Linked DNA regions of Homo sapiens: region 2 is linked to region 1. Evidence: chromatin loops called from intact Hi-C (ENCODE). Cell type or tissue: sigmoid colon. All regions are shown on one strand.

Region 1 (5,000 bases):
CTTCCCCATGCTTCCTCCTCTGGCCCATCCTTAGGCCTGGCTCTCAATTGGTTGCAACTCTCTTCCTTCTAAGGTGCTTACAGCTAACCAAGGTCAGGAGAGGATTCAAAGGTAATTAACTCCTCATGAACCCAAGGCACGGGGCCTCAAATTTTTAAATGCATTGGAATCACCCAAAAAGCTTGTTTAAAACTCAGGGTTTAGGCTCCACCCTAAAGATTCAGATTTTGGAAAGATTTTGAGCAGTGGTTCTCAAAGTGTGGTTTCCGGACCAACAACATTAGCATCACTTGAAAACTTGGAAGAAAGGCAGATTCTCATGCCTCAGATTCCAGATTCCAGAGATGCTGAATCTGAAACTCTAGAGGTGAGTGACCAGCTTGTCCTAGTTTGCCTGGGACACTCCAGGTTTTATTAGGTTGGTGCCAAAGTAATTACAATTTTTGCCATCACTTTCAATGGCAAAACTGCAATGACTTTTGCACCAACCTAACAGCACTGAAAGCCTTGCGCAAATCAGGATGGTTGGCCACCCTACTCTGGTGCAGCCTAATGCTTGAGAGTTACTGATTTAGAGAAATATTGCTCCAAAGAATGACTGTCCGTTGGTAAAATTTAAGGGACCATGCAAATCCCTGGGGCTGAGTGTTTCCCCAGGGCCTGAACAATCTTGCAGGATTGGCAGCCCCTGCTCCCTACCCTGGCTGCAGATAATGCCTGCCTGGTTTCACCAACCCCGCCCTTTCTCAAAGCCTAGGGTTCTCTAGCCCTTCACAGCTGCTTGACTGCAAGGCTCCAGAGCCCACGCACAGGTGTCTCAGACAGCTTAAAAAGGAGGAACCAGACACCAGTACTATAGCTGGAATGACTCTGGATATAATGAGAACAGACGGCAAGAGGCTGGAGTTGCGTACCCCAGTGGCAGAGTCAAGCAAGACTCCTCTGCAACAGGCTCAGGAACCCTGTGGAAAAGATCACATCACACACCTCCCATCTCCAGCTCCTTACATATCTCCCTACTACCTCCCAAACAAATCCCAAGCTCCTTGGCTTGAATGTCAAAGCTCCTGGCCTCCTTTGCAACCTCATGGCCCTTGCTCCCCCATTCCCAGAACAAACTGCAAATTCCTGTGTCTCTCTGTCCTTCCTGGATAGATGCATTTCCTATCTGCCCTTCACTACATTATCTCTCTAAATCAAATCCCATCCTTCAAGGCTGTACTTGATGTCCATGCCCCCAGTCATGACATCACCTCCAGGAAGCCTTCCCTGACTTCAGACCTAGGGCTTTATCAGTCTGGCTAAGAAGCACGCTGGGCAGAAACTTCTCTCCTCTGTAACCAACCCCACAAGTCTTCCTAAAAACTGAGCCTGTCCATCTGTCACATGGGACCCCGATGCCTGCCATTGGATGGAGGAGTGTGAAATGGTGTGTTGTGGTGTGTGTTTGCACGTGTATACCTGTTCAAGGTGGGAGGAGAAAGGGAAGAGGGAAATACACGAGGAGGGTAGGAATCTGAAAGTGTCTCCAAAGGCTAATTATTCTGGTGTTAAGAACATGAGCTTTGGAGGTAGGCAGCCTGTGGTTTGAGTCCTGGTTCTACTGCTATAAGCCTCTCTGAACTCAGTGTCCTCTTTTGTAAAATAAGCTGGTTAAGAGCACCTGATGAGAATGTAACTAAACCTGCGTGCAACTAACTTTGCGCAGGGCTTGGTGGGAAACAACAATACAAATACAAACTAACCCTTGTCCAGTGAGTATTACATGCCAAGAGGCACCGTTCCAAGTGCTTTACATATAATTAACTAATTTCAGCCTCACAAAATCCACCCTATGGGCTGGGCACTGTTGTTATCTCCACTTTACAAAGGAGGAAATTGAGACACAGAGGTTTTGTGACCTGCCCAAGGACATATAGTGAGTAAGTGGCAGAGCAGGGATTCAACCTGGATTCCATGCTTTTATTCGTCGGGCTATCCCGCCTCCTAGATATTGCTCCTGGGTGGTAAAGGCCCATCACGTGCTAAACAACACCCCTACCACCACCTCTACTTCACCCAAATCTAACACACCTTTCCCCCACATTTTAGTGTCTCTGAAATCAAGATGTGTTTTATAATTGAAGGCAATTATGTGAAAATCTTCCACGGATACCTCTTGGTAAGATTTTTTAAAAGTGCATTGATGCAATGTGTTTTATAGTAAATGAAACAAGATACCACTAATGATGAATATTAATGAGAATAACTTCAGCCCTAACCCATATCCACTCATCCATATTTATACACGGTGGAATTAAGATCCAAAAGGGAAAAACCTTTTCAAAGTCAAGAGCTCAAATTATATAAGCGTAACCAAAAAGCCAGGTACTGAGAGGAGACGAGGGTCTGTGTGTGTGTCATCTGCATCTAGCGTGTATGTGTCTTGTATGTGTGTGCATGTGTGCTGCGTATATGTGGTGTGCATGGGTCATGTGTGCATAGTGTGTGAGTGGTGTGTGTGTAGGTGTAGTGTCTTGTGGGGGTGTAGCATGTATGTGTATATATAATGTGTTCTGTGTGTGATGTGTGTATGTGTGGTGTGCACCTGTCACATGCATATGTAACGTGTTTTATGTATGAGTGTGTGTCACATGTGAGAATGTGTGTGTGTATAGTATGTGTCTTGTATATGTTAGGTGTGTGTGTCAAGTGTGTGTGTGGTGTGTGTGTGTATACACCCTAGTTGTGCAGGACAGCGTGCCCCCTCCCCTGCCTGCCCCAGTCTTCCTGGTTCTTCCCTAGCAACAGTTATTTTCTCACCCTCTCCTGCAGCCTCGCACAGACCTCATGACATTCCTGCACAATCACACATTTGGCAGCACCCCTGGAGGCGAACTGTGACAGTGTTTACTTTCCAGTAGTAGCTTCGGAGGCTGCCAAGGTTCTATTCTTCCAGAGAATCTGTTCAAGTTCCCAGTGCCCCCAGCCCTTCCCTTAGTCCCTGCCAGTTACCAATGGCCACAAATGCATCCCTGACATCCCCAGACATCTCCTTCTTGATGGTGTGCTCCACGTCATAGTTGGTCATCTTGATGAACTCCTGGAAGACTGGCCACAAGAGAAGCCCCAGAGGTGGGGGTGAGCTTCAGTGCAGGAGGCGGAGGACCCCTCCTCAGCCCCACCCAGTGCCTCCCACAGGCTGTGCCTGAGAAAGTGGAAGGGCAGCAAATATGGCCACAGCCCAGGCCTAAATGCATTGGGCAAGATCATCCCGATAGAGAAGCTCTGACATCAAGGCTGCCGTGGGCTCAGAGCCAAATCTGTCCCACGCCAGTCCCCGTGCCTGGCCAATGGTCTTAGAACCTCGGCCAAGTTCTGGGAACCCAGGCTGGGGTAGTAAAAGGAGCACGGGTCCTAGTCATGGTTCTGCCCCAGCTCACTGAGGGACCTTGGGTGATCCCTCTCCTTCCTGGGCCTCCTCTTCCTCCTGTGTCCGCTTGGGATGAAGACACAATGATAACACTCAGGAAACACTCACTGAGTCAGGCATTGCGCCAGTGCTTTATGTGTGTTATGTTTTTTGTATCTTCACAACAATCATCTCGGGTAGAGCTAAAACCCTGATTCCTACGTAAGGGAGCTCAGGCGCAGAGATTCGGTGACTTGCCTGAGGTCACATGGCTGTTAAGTGGGGGATTCAAATCAAGGCCGTCCAGTGCCCAAGTCCATTCTTTTAGCCACTATGTTAAAGCACCTTAAATACTGAGAAGTGCCAGACATTAAATGTAGACATTTAATGTAGTGCCAGACATTAAAATGTAAATGTCTCAGTGCAGGACACTTCATGATTACCGAGTGCCAGGGCCACTGCATACAGGTGTGCCCTGAGCATGCGGCAGCCTGTGGTTCAAAGATGTCTATGTGGGTCTTGTGCCACCACCACCTCTCGCTGCCTTGCTCCTGGCAGGCATCGCCAGTGAATCATGACGCGGGACCCCAGAATCCTTAACACAGCACTCTAGGCAGCTACTACCAATCAGAGTTGGCCTTTGAGGTGAAATCCAGTTGCTATACCTAATCCCGGGCATCCCACCTGCTTCCCTAAGGAGGAGAAAGAAGGTGAGGTATAAGTGGTAGAGCCAGGACTAGAACCCAGGGCTCCAGAGTCGCCGTCACCCATGACACGCTACTGCTGGGTTAAGGAGGAGGTGGGTGGGCAACGGGCTCCTCTTGCCACAGAGAGCTGAGAGGCTCTCATCAGATTCTGGGATCTTCCTGCTGAGCTGGGAAGGGAGGAGGTCAGGCCTCACCTCTCCGGAGGTGCGGATAGCTCCGGGTACACAGGATCGTCATGAAACGTGTCTCCAAGGAAGTTTTGTCTCCACTAGGTGTGTCTGCTATTTCCTGCAGAGCCCCAGTTGGAGCAAGGATTTGGGAGGGGAGACATGAGAAAGCCTTGGTTATTATTCACTTTCATGTCTTTGCCTGGGCTGAGGGCAGTCAGAAGCTGGGCTCACCCAGCCATCCAAGGGGGCCGAGACTGGTCCCCTCTTCCTTCCTCAAGCACAATGGCTTCTATACTCCCCTCTCCAGTTCACAAGGACCCTGTGAACTGACAAAGATGGCCTTAGCACTGGGTACTTCCATCCTAGCCTCAGGACCGTGGGGCTGGGGCTCCTAGGAGGACCCACATAGACTCTGAGCATAGCAACTGGGAGTTCCCCTTCCATCCCTCAACCTTTCTGCAAGCCCCTCTGGGAAGGGTGTATGGGGTCATATGCAGAGAAGATGGCCTGGCCAGTGTTTCCCCAAGCGGGGTCAAGGGCAAACACACCCGATCACACTGCACATTAGTGTTTCCATGATTGTCTTCTAGCTAGCTACTAGTTCTATTTATACTGATAGTAAATTCCCCTTAACTCATTTTGGGTTTAAGAGTGAGTCGATTTAAAGATCAGTATTAATAGCTGGTGGTTACACAGCACAAATCGTGCCAGAGATGATTAGCTGAAGTTTGG
Region 2 (5,000 bases), 48 kb before region 1:
AAGGGCACACGGCCCACTCTTCACCAAGGCCTGAGTAGGCGCCGCCAGTCCATTCTCCCTCTGCTTCCTCATTTCTCATGACTCAGTTTCCCCCTGTGACCCCAGCTCAGCCCCGGGAAATTCTCCAGTTATGCAGGTTCCCTGTCTGGGGCTGACTCACAGGGCAGAACCCAGGACTCACAGGCCACTGGTGGCTCCACAGCAGCGGGGCCACCATCCTCCCACACACTGGGCCTTGCAGAGTGCCTGACAGTAAGTCACTTGTCTGCTGGACCTCAGCATCCTCATCTACCAAATGTCCGCACAACCCTTCCCTCCCTTCAACCTCACAGGGTTCTTAGGAGGATGAATTGACCCCTGACAGTAACAAGCCCAGAAAAGGGACATCACTGCACAGTCAGCCCTCCATATCCATGGGTTCCGCATCCATGGATTCAACCAACTGCAGATCAAAAATCTTCTAAAAAAACAAACTGGCCGGGCGCGATGGCTCACGCCTGTAATCCCACCACTTTGGGAGGCTGAGCGGGCAGATCACAAGGTCAGGAGATCAAGACGGCCTGAGTGGTGAAACCCTGTCTCTACTAAAAATACAAAAATTAGCTGGGCATGGTGGCACGTGCCTGTAATCCCAGCTACTTGGGAGGCTGAGGCAGGAGAACTATTTGAACCAGGGAGTCGGAGGTTGCAGTGAGCAGAGATCGCACCACAGCACTCCAGCCTGGGCAACAGAGCAAGATTCCGTCCCAAAACAAACAAACAAAAAACTGTATTGAACATGTACAGAATTTTTTTCTTGTCATTATTCCCTAAACAATACAGTATACCAAAATTTAGCATTTACATTGTATTAGGTATCGTAAGTAATCTAGAGATGATTTAAAGTATATAGGAGGATGTGTATAGGTTATAGGGAACTACTACGCCATTTTACATCAGGGACTTGAGCATCCATGGATTTTGGGTATCCTCAGGGAGTTCTGGAACCACTCTCCCATGTTTACCAAGGGACATCTGCATATACGTCCTGCAACCTCCGCCTCCTGGGTTCAAGCGATTCTCCTGCCTCAGGCTCCTGAGGAGCTGGGATTACAGGTGTGCACCACTACACCAAGCTAATTTTTGTATTTTTAGTTGAGACGGGGTTTCACCACAATGGCCAGGCTGGTCTTGAACTCCTGACCTCAGGTGATCCACCCACCTCGGCCTCCCAAAGTACTGAGATTACAGGCGTAAGCCACCATGCCTGGCCTACACATGTGTCTTCTGGGGAATGGCCCAAGCATTCATCAGCTTCTGAGGACCCAAGACTCAAAACAGTTTAAGGAACCACAGCTTTAGCTATTTCAGAAAGTCCCAAACTAGTACAGTATGTAAGAAATAAAGCACACCGTGGGCCAGATAGTTGACTCTTTCTCTCTAGTCTATCTGGAATACTCCTACCAAAGACATTGCCTTTGTTACACCAATTCCACTCCCAAGGACCTGCAGTGTTACCCTACTGCAGACGGCACTGGGCCCAGCTCCCCTGCTGGGCATCTAAGGCCCTACAGCCGCAGGTCCCATCCACAGCAGCATCCAGTTGGGCTCCCCACTTTACCCTGCCTGAACCCACACACACCAGGTCTGGTGTCTCTGCATGTGTCCTCTCTGTGTCCTCTCTGCCTCTGCAAGTTCTGCTCATCCTTCCCACCCTGTCCACGGCTCAGCTCCTCCAGCAGCCTCCCGGAAACAGTTATGGGAATCACAGGACAGCAGAGCTACAGGGAGCCTCAGAGATCAGGCCGGGAAACCAAGCTATGGGGAGGAGGAACTTGCCCAAAGTTGCCCTGTAAGTCAGTGGCAGAGGTATAACGAGAACTGAGGTTTCCTGACTCGCCATCCAGTGCTCTGCTGCACTGACCTCCCACTTCTCTGAACTCTGGAGGAATGGCAATGACTATAACCCCAACTTGGCATTCCCTGAACACCTGTGTAATGGCGTCAGTGTGCCGCATTCTAACAAGAGGAAATGCTGCTGTTTCAACTCTGCATCCATTCCCCCACTGCCTCTTTCCACAAAGGAGCTGAGGTGGCAGATGCTGCTCTATTTAAGGCTCATGCGATGCTTCCCATGCCTGCGACTTCTCCAGACTACAAGCTTCAGAGCACAGGGAGGCTGTGTTGTCTTGGCTCAAGTGGCTCAGCAGAGACAGGCACACTGTAGAGCTAATGAGGAACTTACTACGTCAGTTAAAGTTATCGGTCCAAAGTCAGAGTGAAACACTTTCTGAGCAGGGGATCTTGCCTCCATGGCCAGCATCTCAGAGCCCTCAGGGACAGAACAGGACAAGGGGACAGAAGGTTCCAGGCGACAGAACATAAAGAGCCTTTCCAATACTCAGAGCTGCCTGAGGCAGTGGTGAGCCTCTCAACACTGAAGGCATGCTAGTTAGCCAGACAGCCACCTGAGGGGGCCCTGCACTGGGCACTGACAGGTACATGGGGCAACCAGTGAACACAAGCATATTTGTCAGCCAAACCTTTGTGAAGGGAGGCAGCAGGGATCAATATATCAGTGAAGGGCTAGAGCACCTATTGCTCGCATAACAACAATTAAAGAAAAAAACTTAAAAGTGGGAAGGAAGGGAGAATGGAGAAGGTAGAAATTTAAGTCGTTTAAAGAATCTTCCAGACTTTTCACAATGGTTCTTCAATAAGTCTGCCATTTTAAGAAAGAACAGAAGGAGATATAGTTAGGAAAAAGGCAGCCAGTGTTGTAAGGTGTGGAATGAGGATGCTGGGCAGACGCTCCAGAGCTGTACGAGAGACAGAGAGAGAGAGAGAGAGAGAGAGAGAGAGAGAGAGAGAGAGAGAGAGAGTGTGTGTGTGTGTGTGTGTGTGTGTGTGTGTGTGTGTGCGCGCGCGCGCGCGCATGCGTGTAAGTGGAAAGTTGAACCTCCTTCCTGTGTGCTCCAAGAGTCTGCACAAAGAGCAAATCACCTGTCTTACAGGGCCCTGGGCCTTCCTGACCCTTCTTTCTCCCCCGGGGTTGGAAGCCCACAGACCCAAAGGGCTGAGTCATAGTGTGCGGAGGTGCCTGGCCCCTGGCAGAAGGCAACAGGGCTGGCAAAGAGCCCAGGCTTTCACAACGGTCGGGTGCCCGTGTGCTCCAAGTCGGGGAAGTCACTAGCCCAGGAATTTGCATATGTGAGCGAGAAGCACCCTTTGCTCCTGCCCCTCGTGTATCCCCAAGTGACTCCAGGGTACCTAAGGGATCTGAACAGGTTCTGTGCCTCTCACATGGTAGCAAGTGACAGGACACAAAGAGGGCAGCAGGTCAAGCCCGGGGTCCTGCCCGTCCACTCACCATCGCATTGGCATGGCTGCTGCTCTCTGGTGAATTCTGCTCCTCAGGAGTGACCACTTCAAATTCAGAGGAGGTGCCCTGTGCAGAAAGGAAGTTAGGTGCTGCCCGAGAGAAAAACAGCTCACCCCTCCTCTGCGGCCCTGTGGCTGAGAGCAGCAAGGGGGACAAAATCTCTTCCCATTTTGAGTACACAGGGACCGTTACATATCATCTCACATGAGATCACAAAGCAGGATTCTCGACAAGCCTGTCATAGCCCTCTGCATAATGTGAGGTCATATCCCCTCGATGGCCAATCCTCTTTTGTAGAAGGGAGATGTGGGACTAGCTGACCTTGAACCAGCAGCACTGTAGGATTGCATTTTTTAAGGCCGTGTACTTTTTAAATGCTTTCATGAGCTCCATTATTTCTCAGGGTGACCCATGGAGTGGGTCAGAAGGTTATATCCTCTTTGGAAAGATGAGGAAACTACAGTATACAGTTGGTTAATGCAAAAGCAGGGATTGAACCCAAGACTGCAGATCCAGCATTCCTGCCACGGCCCCAGAGCTGTCTCTTAGGCCCAGACGTCTCTGATCGGTTTCCCAGAACACAGATGGCAGCTGTTACGGCCACCACCAAGCATGTCCTGTGCTGGCCTTCCCAAGCCAGTCCTGGAGATCCCAGAGGAGTGAACTGATCTGAGAAAAGTCCCAGAGATGATTCACCAAATTTGGAGACTATTTCAGGATTCAACCAAATCCACGGTGGCCAAGAAATCCCAGATTTTTTCACATCTTTCCGTCATTCCTAGTAGAATTACTGGTCATTCAACCAACCAAGAAGCCAATGGCCCACCTGAACCAGCCATTAGCTCTGGGATCTGGGATTTCCATGTCCCGTTAAACCTGGTCTGCAGCCTCCCTTCATCCCAGAAAGGGGCAGGATAGATGAGAGGAGTCAGTGCTCAGCTTCCAGCTGACCCTCATGGCCACCAAGAACTCACCTCTGGCTCTTGGCCCTGCCCTAGAAAGTCTCCCTCCTCCATCTACATTTTCCCCATTACCCGTGTAACCTCAGAACAGGTCCTTCTTTCCCTGCACCTGATCTGTAGGATAAGGATGCTGAACTATGCAATCCCTTGTAGGATACCAAGCAAAACTTCTCCAGCCAAATCTGTAGATTTTTTTTTTTTTTTATGAGAGGGTCTGACTCTGTCACCCAGGCTGGAGTGTGGTGGCATCAACATGGCTCACTGCAGCCTTGACCTCCTGGGCTCAAGCGACCCTTCTGCCTCAGCCAGCCTCCCAAGTAGCTGGAACCACAGACATACACCATCACACCTGACTACTTTTTTTCTTAGAGAGATGGAGTCTCACTATCCTGCCCAGGCTGGTCTCAAACTCCTGGGTTCAAGCAATCCTCCTGCCTCAGCCTCCCCAAGTGCTGGGATTATAGGCATGAGCCACTGCGCCCAGCCTGTAGAAGATAGTTTCTGAGCCCTCTTTGAGAATGTGAGCTCCATGTCACATCTGTCTGTTTTCCTAGCACTGTGCACACTCAGTGATACTTAACAGTATACAACTTAGTAAGTGAGAAGAATTCCTTGTACATACCAGGGTCTTCCTGGTAAGTTTTAACTATGACCTTCATTTCAAAATGGGGAGGCTG

What was found. A loop is a pair of places that touch in the nucleus more often than their neighbours do. Peaks named below come from ENCODE experiments on the same cell type or tissue, not always from the same donor. Only the 100,000 strongest peaks of a DNase experiment are listed, where the experiment ranks them.
Region 2: a loop joins it to region 1, with 5 times the contacts of the local background. A loop is called at or near these places in 109 of 110 quality-filtered maps.

The regions. Positions count from the first base shown.
Region 1 is chr5:151,105,461-151,110,460 of GRCh38, forward strand. It overlaps ANXA6 (annexin A6), which reads right to left. Exons shown (of 26, transcript NM_001155.5): 22 at 4,293-4,386; 23 at 2,995-3,090. Among named protein-coding and RNA genes, the nearest start is that of TNIP1, 27 kb to the left of the region's middle. In sigmoid colon, no CTCF peak of the experiment used is centred here; DNase peaks (open chromatin) are centred at 2,901 and 3,291; H3K27ac peaks cover 3,651 bases.
Region 2 is chr5:151,056,969-151,061,968 of GRCh38, forward strand. TNIP1 (TNFAIP3 interacting protein 1) reads right to left here. Exons shown (of 18, transcript NM_006058.5): 5 at 3,350-3,427. Among named protein-coding and RNA genes, the nearest start is that of TNIP1, 22 kb to the right of the region's middle. RefSeq lists an enhancer at 3,271-3,340. In sigmoid colon, no CTCF peak of the experiment used is centred here; a DNase peak (open chromatin) is centred at 3,113; H3K27ac peaks cover 1,140 bases.